3 separate regions of the Homo sapiens genome follow, and all the other regions are linked to region 2. The links are chromatin contacts, found by Hi-C or POLR2A ChIA-PET in ENCODE. All regions are on one chromosome and are shown on one strand. The core of a region is the stretch at or near the end of the contact, and the rest is flanking DNA. Distances in the headings are between cores, read along the strand shown. Region 1 overlaps LOC105374541 (a long non-coding RNA gene). Region 2 overlaps RBPJ (recombination signal binding protein for immunoglobulin kappa J region). Region 3 has its middle 61 kb from the start of LINC02357.

What was found. Hi-C counts contacts between places; a loop is a spot of excess contacts on that map. ChIA-PET counts read pairs that join two places held with the same protein, here RNA polymerase II (POLR2A). Pooled maps may share reads with other maps.
Region 1: a map of mammary epithelial cell shows a loop between it and region 2 (4-fold over the local background). The contact joins two enhancer-like sites. A Hi-C loop is called at or near these places in 2 of 168 maps with a recorded cell type or tissue (K562 and mammary epithelial cell) and 4 of 50 pooled maps. POLR2A ChIA-PET finds 5 or more read pairs at or near these places in 1 of 52 experiments (CD4-positive, alpha-beta memory T cell).
Region 3: a loop to region 2 is called in a map with no recorded cell type, with 5 times the contacts of the local background. The contact joins two enhancer-like sites. A Hi-C loop is called at or near these places in 2 of 37 single-sample maps with no recorded cell type and 4 of 50 pooled maps.

What each region holds. Positions count from the first base shown.
Region 1 is chr4:26,149,770-26,152,469 of GRCh38, reverse strand. It overlaps LOC105374541 (a long non-coding RNA gene), which reads left to right. Exons shown (of 6, transcript XR_925507.4): 6 at 132-376. It also overlaps a transcript of RBPJ not described here. Among named protein-coding and RNA genes, the nearest start is that of LINC02357, 80 kb to the right of the region's middle. Within about 2 kb of position 1,274, at least 7 of the 41 ENCODE cell types and tissues checked have a DNase peak (open chromatin) inside an H3K27ac peak, as active enhancers do.
Region 2 is chr4:26,411,507-26,414,206 of GRCh38, reverse strand. The region is part of intron 3 of RBPJ (recombination signal binding protein for immunoglobulin kappa J region); the gene reads right to left. Among named protein-coding and RNA genes, the nearest start is that of CCKAR, 78 kb to the left of the region's middle. Within about 2 kb of position 1,311, at least 8 of the 41 ENCODE cell types and tissues checked have a DNase peak (open chromatin) inside an H3K27ac peak, as active enhancers do.
Region 3 is chr4:26,130,352-26,133,110 of GRCh38, reverse strand. It overlaps a transcript of RBPJ not described here. Among named protein-coding and RNA genes, the nearest start is that of LINC02357, 61 kb to the right of the region's middle. RefSeq lists an enhancer at 2,616-2,759. Within about 2 kb of position 1,255, at least 2 of the 41 ENCODE cell types and tissues checked have a DNase peak (open chromatin) inside an H3K27ac peak, as active enhancers do.

The sequences.
Region 1 (2,700 bases), core at 25-2,524, 260 kb after region 2:
CTCATGCAAGTTTTCCCATCACAAGGGGCTAGGCCATGCTGCTGTAACAACAATCTGAAAGCATCAGTGGCTTACAACAAAGAGGGTCCATTGCGGATTGACTGAAGCTTGGCTTCTCCCATTCTCTCTAGTGTTCAGGGCGTACCTGGAACATTGCCAGTCTACGTGGTGGATGAAAAAGACAGATGGCAAACCACGTGCTGGAAGACATGTGTCAACTCTGTCTACACGTCACTAGCCAACACAAGTCCCATAGCCACTCCTGAATTCAACAGTGCAGGAGTGGATAGTATTCCTCCAGAGTGGGGTATTGAAAGGAAGAAAATTGTAATGTTTTATCATAGTGTATAATTTGCCAGCTATTTATTCTGAGCCCTACCACTCTGTAAACTTTCTGGCACAACGTAGGCACTTTTGAATGAGAATCTTATTATACTGTCAACTGTTCTAGGGGCCCCTTCTGCTCCCAGTTTGCCATAAAGAGGCGTCAGACCCCAAAAGCCCAATTGTGCCTTATTTAGTTCAACATCTGGAGAGGCTCAGCTGTCCCACATATTTGTTCCTAAATCACTGAGTTGCTCACTGAATTGGCTGCCGACCCACCTTTTCCAGACAGGAGAAGAGGAAAAACTTATTTGCGAAGAAAAAGAGAAGGCTCCTCTTGGCCAGGCCAAGGCCTCCTTTGGAGATGGGCCATAACAAACAGAGATTTGTAATGACTAGGATACCCTAAACCGATAGTAAAATGGAAATCCACAGGATCAACCCAGCAGAGGGACTGGGTAGTCGGAAGGCTGTCATCGGCCGGTGGTGTGACCTCAGACAAACTCCTTTGCAGCTCTGTGCCTCAATTTCTTCCTCTGTAAAAGGGAGGTGGTGGTGGTGGGGACAGTGACTCTCTCAAAGAGCAGAGATGAGAGTAAAATATCATATCCATGACCAAGTCACAAACTATAAACACTATTCCACAACAGTTTAACAAAATGGTTAAATCTAACAAAAATAGGACAGGATATGCAATATATCTGACTTTAACAATAATTTGGTAGTAAATATGGAAGGAGTTGAGGGCCCAAAACACAGAACATATTCCCATTTCTTGGAGATCTTCAGCAGATCACAAAAAAGAGAAAGTTAGATTACTTGGGTGTTCAATTTGCTGGCAACCATTTTATGCTATAATTCAGCATTAGTCATGGCTGACTAATTTTTTTCTCTAGAAAATTAGATGGAGCATGTAAACACAAAGGCACAGCACAGCCTCCTGGAAAAAACCCCAAATGCACTGAGTCTTCGGGCAAGACTGAGGGATCAAAGGCCAGGTGGGCTGCCTGCTCTGCTGCTTCGGTGCCATTTGGTATCATTTCCGTATTTCACTCAGTTGGTGTTGCTCAATTTCCACTCCCTCCATCATCAAAAAGTATTTTTAGAGCCTTTCATTACAGGAAATCTTTGGCGTTGTTCTCAGGGCTGCTCATATAGGGGAACATGTTTTCCATTGTCAGTATATCCGTAAATAAAGACTAGCAAATGCATCTTTACATCTTGGAGGGCACATTTACTCTTGTCTGATGCTGCATGGCATACTGAACCATGGGAGAGGACCAGAGCAAAGATGTGATGAGCTTTCTCACTAGTGTAAACATGGCTCAGGGGTTGACCAAATAGGTGGCTTCCTACAAACATTTCCCTCACCCCATGAGACCGGGGTATGTGCTCCTGCTTTGTGTTCTGTGTCCATCACTGTCCTTGGCCCATTGTGTACCCTATGGACTTAATCATGTAAGTGTTTGCCCTGTACTAGCCACTGTTTTAAGTTCTTTCAGTGTGTTAACTCATGAGACTGTTACAACAATCCCTTTTTTTCGGATGGGAAAACTGAGTCACAGAGAGGTTGAGTAGCTTCCGTAAGGCTGCACAGCTAGGGCTACTCTAAGAATTAAGTGAGTTAATGTCTGCAAAGTGCTTTATGCAGCGCCCAACACACTGTAAGTGCTCTACAAGTGTTTGTTAAGTAGATATGCAGAGTGTAGGCAAAGCCATACTACTAAGGGGCTAAACATGGTTGCACCCAGTGGGGGTGAAAAGGCCTGGTTTCCAGCCTACCACTGTGACTCTGCCCTGAAGTGAGATCTTGGCCATGTTGTTTGGCCCCTCTAGGACCTGTGGTTCTCATCTGTAGGATGCATCTGATGATTAGGTAGGCTTTCTCAGGTCAAAGCATTACTGGTTGTGCAACACGTGATAGGGAATGCAAGCATAGGGAATATCACTAGATAATTTACCATGGACATCCAATTTTTGGAACAGCCTTGGGGATGGGGGCCTGTTTGTGAAATGGAAGAGTTTTTCCTACTGAATTCAGAAATTTATCTGATAAAAAGGAGCTCATTTCAGAGACATGTGTTTCTCTAGAACCTTGTAACCAGAGGCAGTGATAACATCAGAGGTATGGTTCAAGAATGTTACAGTGTGCAGGAGTTTTTAAATGCTAACTGCAATCTCACTGGAGAGGCTAAGAAACGTAAATTCTGCCTCTTGGAGTCTTGGGGCATAGCTGACACTGGAGAAGTTTGGTAAAGCTGGCAAACCTGGAGGAAAAGTCGGGAAGAAAGTTGATGGAGGAGAATTGGCCACCAGTGTGGCAAAGACATATGTCTTAGTCTGGTTTGTGTTGCTATAAGAGAACACCAAAAACTG
Region 2 (2,700 bases), core at 62-2,561:
GAGTGAGACTCTGTCTTAAAAAAAAAAAAATTAGGAATATCCTTTAGTTACCCAAAGAAGTAGTTTCCTTCTCTTCTTTCTTGAAACACACAGCCTCCATTGTCATTCTCACTTCTTGTACTGTTATTAGTACAGAAAATGGCTTACTTTTCTTAATCCTAGTATAAGAAAACCCAGAGCTTAAATGCAATGATAATCAGCCACTAGTGTATATATACCCACTCACACTCACGTGGCTGAACTATGGGCATGCAGGCCTAGTGTTGGTCCCGTCCTCCAATTGTTCAATAGATGACTGAAATCAAATTTTATATGAAATACTGTTTTTTTAAATTTGGCAACTAATTTACACTTATTAACACTCTGTAGGCCAACAACGTGCAGACTAAAAGAAAAAAACTTTATGTGCATATGTGCACACACAAGCAGACACCAGCAGGCTGGATTTGGTGCTCAGGTCTTCCTGAAGGTGGTAGTATCTACTTCTTGTTTGCTTCCCCCTCAGCCTCTACAATATTATCTACTGAACTGACTGAAAATATATTAATGGAACCTACTTTTTGCTCAACCCTAACCAGACTACTTTAGAGGCAATTTACATATGACTTACAAGAAGTAAGCTGGGTTTATTTAATATTCATTAATTCTCCAAATTATTTATTATATCCTGAGTGTGTAACAGATACTGGGGATATAGCAGTAAAAATAAACAAAAAAATTAGACAAAATTCCTCTCCTCATGGAACTTACACTCTAATAGGAGAGAGATAATAAAAACAGATAAATGAGTGAAATAACATGCATATGTACTCCATTAGCTGGTGATAAGTATGGGGAGAAAAAAATAAAGCAGGCAAGGGGTACTTGAAATGGGGACGGCCCAAGGTGGTCAGGAAAAGTTTCCTTAAGAAGGTGACTTTGAGTCACGACCTAAAGCCATGTGGACACCTGGGGCAAGAGCATTTCCACAGAGGAAAGAGCCAGTGCAAAGGTTCTCAGATAGGAAGGACTGTGACCAACAGTGGGGAAACAACCAACAGACCAGAGCGGCTGGAGTACAGAGCAAGAGGGGGATTAACAGGCAGCGAAGCCAGAGGTAGCGGACAAGTAGACCAAGGAGGCCCTACGGATTTAACTGAGGGAGGAGGGAAGTCTCTGTAGTCCTCTCACATTTATCTAATCCAATAGAAAAGAGCAGTTTTCATGCCTGTATACTTACACTGAGGCCAAGGATATAAAGGTCACAGCCAAGTTAGTGGGCCCAGTTCCAGGTCACTCTAAATTTGGAGGGAAGCCTGGATTAGCTGGGCTAGTTTTGGAGTGGGTTCAGTTCAAGTCTACAAAGGGGAGCTTTCTGGCTTCTAATGCTGGGAGCTACCCAATGCTTACTATGGCACAGAGTCAAATACCTAGGTTGGCACACTCTCAGGAGGTTGAGAAGGCATCAATTTTGGAAACACATCTCCTGTTTTTTTTAATTGAACATTGATGTTAAGACTCCTTAGTAAATTGGTGTATCAGCTATAAAACTCAAAAGAGCTGTGTTTTAGTACAGGTTGTGTATTCCTTATCTAAAATGCTTGGGACCAACAGTGTTTTGAATTTTTTTTCCCCAGACCTTGGATTGTTTGCATTTATACTTAGTGGTTGAACATCCCAAATCTAAAATGCTCCAGGCTGGGTGCAGTGACTCATGCCTATAATCCCAGCACTTTGGGAGGCTGAGGCAGGCAGATCACTTGAGGCCAGGAGTTCAAGACCAGACCGGCCAACATAGCAAAACACTGTCTCTACTAAAAGTACAAAAATTAGCCAGGCATGGTGGCGCACGCCTGTAGTCCCAGTTACTCAGGAGGCTGAGGCATGAGAATCGCTTGAACCCAGTAGGTGGGGTTGCAGCGAGCCAAGATAGTGCCACTGTACTCCAGCCTGGATGACAGAGCAAGACTCTTACAGGGTCATGTTGGCACTCGGGGTTTTCAGATTTTGGAGCACTTCGAATTTTTGGATTGGGAATGCGCAACCTATATGCCAAATACAGTAGTCAAATCTCAATGAGTTATCATAAATGGTACTTTTTTTTTTTTTTTTTGAGACGGAGTCTTGCTCTGTCACCCAGGCTGGAGTGCAGTGGCGCGACCTCCACTCACTGAAAGCTCCACCTCCCAGGTTCATGCCATTTTCCTGCCTCAGCCTCCCGAGTAGCTGGGACTACAGGCACCCGCCACCACGCCTGGCTAATTTTTTTTTTTTTTGTATTTTTAGTAGAGATGGGGTTTCACCATGTTAGCCAGGATGGTCTCGATCTCCTGACCTCGTGATCCGCCCGCCTCGGCCTCCCAAAGTGCTGGGATTACAGGCGTGAGCCACCGCGCCTGGCCCATAAATGGTACTTCTTAATTTCACATCTGAAAAATATAAAGAGAGCTAAACTGATAAAAGAATGAGTAGTGCTGGTTTTCTCAAAAGTACTGTGACAAAATGCATGAAATGGTAAAAATCAGGTTGATAAAAAATTCTCTATTCAAAACACTGACCAAGGTTCTATCTTGAAAGTGCTTTCCAATCATGTAATAAATATAAGAAAAATGAAGACTTTTCAATAGTCTGAGTCTTTAAAAAAAAAAAAGTCAACTCTAAATTATTTCAAAAAGCCATGATGGAAGTAGCAAATCCAATATAATCTAAACATTCAAATTA
Region 3 (2,759 bases), core at 6-2,505, 280 kb after region 2:
CACCTGCCTGGGTCACACCGAGGTTTCACCTCAGGGCAGGCACCTCTGGTGGCCTCAAGGTGGAGCTGAAGCTCAGGTGTGACCTGGTTTGGGAAAGACGTAGGAAGGCTCATGGAACCCAAAGGGAGGTGGCTCTTGGCTTTTCTGCCACAAAGGGAGGCAGAGCTACCAATAACAGTACGAAAACCCACCTATGATGGAGCAGGGCCTTAGGGATTTAGAAGCACAGACACGGGCTTTCTGGTTGTTAGGTAAGGACCCTGCCCCCTCTTGCATCAGGGCTGGGATGTGGGGTGGGGGGGTTGAGAAGTAAAGAGTAACAGAAAAGAGGCCCCAGAGAAAGAAGTTGGTTACACCCCAGTGACAGTGGTTTTGTTTTGTTTTGTTTTTGAAGCAGTTTTTGCTCCAAATCTTTACTTTTAGACTGTAGGGCTAAGTCAGTCCTCTGAGGCTATGGCCAGCGAAGACCCAGGGGTTTCCTGGAAGAAAAGGGTATATGAGTCCTGGGGCAGAGAGAGAGGTACAGTGCAGCGGGAGGGCAGGTGGTCCCAGTGGCTCCCAGCTTCCACAGCCAAGGGTGGGGCCTCCCAGAAGCCTCAAACCCACACTCCTGGGCAGACAGCTCTGGAAGGAGCAGGTGCCATGAGCAGCTCTGGGAGGAGCAGGTGCCATGAGCAGCTCTGGAAGGGAGCTCAGGTGGGCACACCTGGGGGTGGCTGAGCCCACCCTAATTAGGCTCAAGGTCCAAGAGATACAATAATTGTCTGATGCTGGGGGAAGAGGGTTCTTACTGAGTTTCTTAAAGTGGGGCCCAAGGGTCCTTGAGTGCCTGCAGGTGAATCTTGGAGTCCACAGAGTCTCTGTGAGAATATTTAAATTTTGTGTTTTCATATGGATGGTGACCTAAAAAAATAGTTAGTCAGTCTAAGCATAGACTGGGTCATATGAATTAGAGACCTTCAAACTTTTTTTTTTTGGCAGCCACCCACAGAAGGAATCCATCTTACACAGTGGCCCAGTTTCCGTCACTGATGTCCATGCACAAATAGAACTGACAGACAGCCAGTCTAGACCAGTCCAGGTGTACCAGTTGTGAAAATACTATAATACTCCAAACCACTTGAGAAATGGCTCTGAGCCTACGTGTCACCACCCTACCCCGCTAATAGTCTTGGTACTTCCTCGGGGATTGCCTTCAACTACCCCCGAAAGCACCCACCAGTGGTGGTGAGGGGAGAGGTGGGATCTATTGGTTTCCTGTGGCTGCTGTAACAAACAACCACAAATGGGGTGGTTTCAAAAACAGAATTCATTCTCTCCCAGCTTGGGAAGCCGCAAGTCTGAAGTCAGTTTCACTGGGTCAAAACCAAGGAGTCAACAGGGCCACCATTCTGTCTTGATCAAATCTCCCTCTGTCTTTCTCTTATAAGGATACCTGTGATTACATTTAGGGCCCACATGGATAATCCAGGAAAATCTATCCATCTCATTGTCCTTACTTTAATCATATCTGCAAAGACACTTTTTGCTTATAAAGCAACATTTGCAGGTTCCAGGGATTAGGACCTGATATCTTTTGGGGTCACTATTTAGCCTATTTCAGTGGGCTTCCACGGACCTTCCCCAGAAGCAATACTGGCATCTGTTTGGATTGGTTATGTGAGTGTGTGTGTCTGTGTGTGTGTGTGTAAAACAATTTTCTGAATACTTATTCTGACACCACGTAATACTTGATATTTTCTCTTTTCTGTAACATTTTTTAAAAAATTGCTTGTAACAGCTTACTAAATTGATCTCATGATGCAGGGATGTGACTGCATAGGGATGTGACCCAGTTTGAAAAACATGGCAACCACCTTGTAACCTAGTAACCTACTAGTGCCACAGCTTCCGCCGCCTGTGCTGTGTTTTTATCACAATGGCACTCAACCTAAATTATCACAGGCTAATGAGAAAAGAACGCAGGGAGCCTCGATATGTAAATGATGCGTTTCTGATAAGCTGAGGCCAGTTGGCATGTTGCACAAATGAAGACTAGACCGTAGCTTGGATGGCAGAAAAAGATGGGAGAATCAATCCTCACGTGGTACATGATGGCACAGGCATGCTAAGCTTAGAAGATCCCAAGCCATCGTGGCCCATGCCACAGTCACATTCCACGCCGAAATGTAATTTTAGCAGTTTCAAACAGCATCATCTGCCACATTAAATTAACACATTAAATTAATGAGGATTTTGTAGTGTTGCTTGTACTCTATTTGTAAGATTCATTTTTAAAAATCATGTGAGAGCTGTAAACCTAAGGATTTTTAAAAACCTGGTTTATATTTGTACATTTTCAGGTGATGAGATAAAAAGAAACATAATTCACATCAACTCTCACAGAGTGACGGTGGTAAAGGAGTGCACAGAATTTTTTTCTTCTCATAGAAAAAGGAGTAGATCATTGAAGTTTAGGAAACACTGTGGTGTTACGGGGAGAGTAATGGGAGTCGTGAATGTGGAAATACAGAGAGAAAATGAGTGAGAAAGAGAACAGGAAAAGTGGCAGGACTCGGTTGCTGCAGCTTCAGTAGAGGACGTGAAGCTTGAAAAAATAAGGACTGAGACCAGGCAGGGGAGACCTGAGGAGCGGCTGCAGCCGGCATGCTTCTCAAGACGTCCCTGCCCACAGAAGCTGACAAACCCAAGCAGACAAATTTGGAGTTCAAGTAAGAGAATGATTCAAAAATGGACCAAAACTGAGGCCTGTCCTTAAT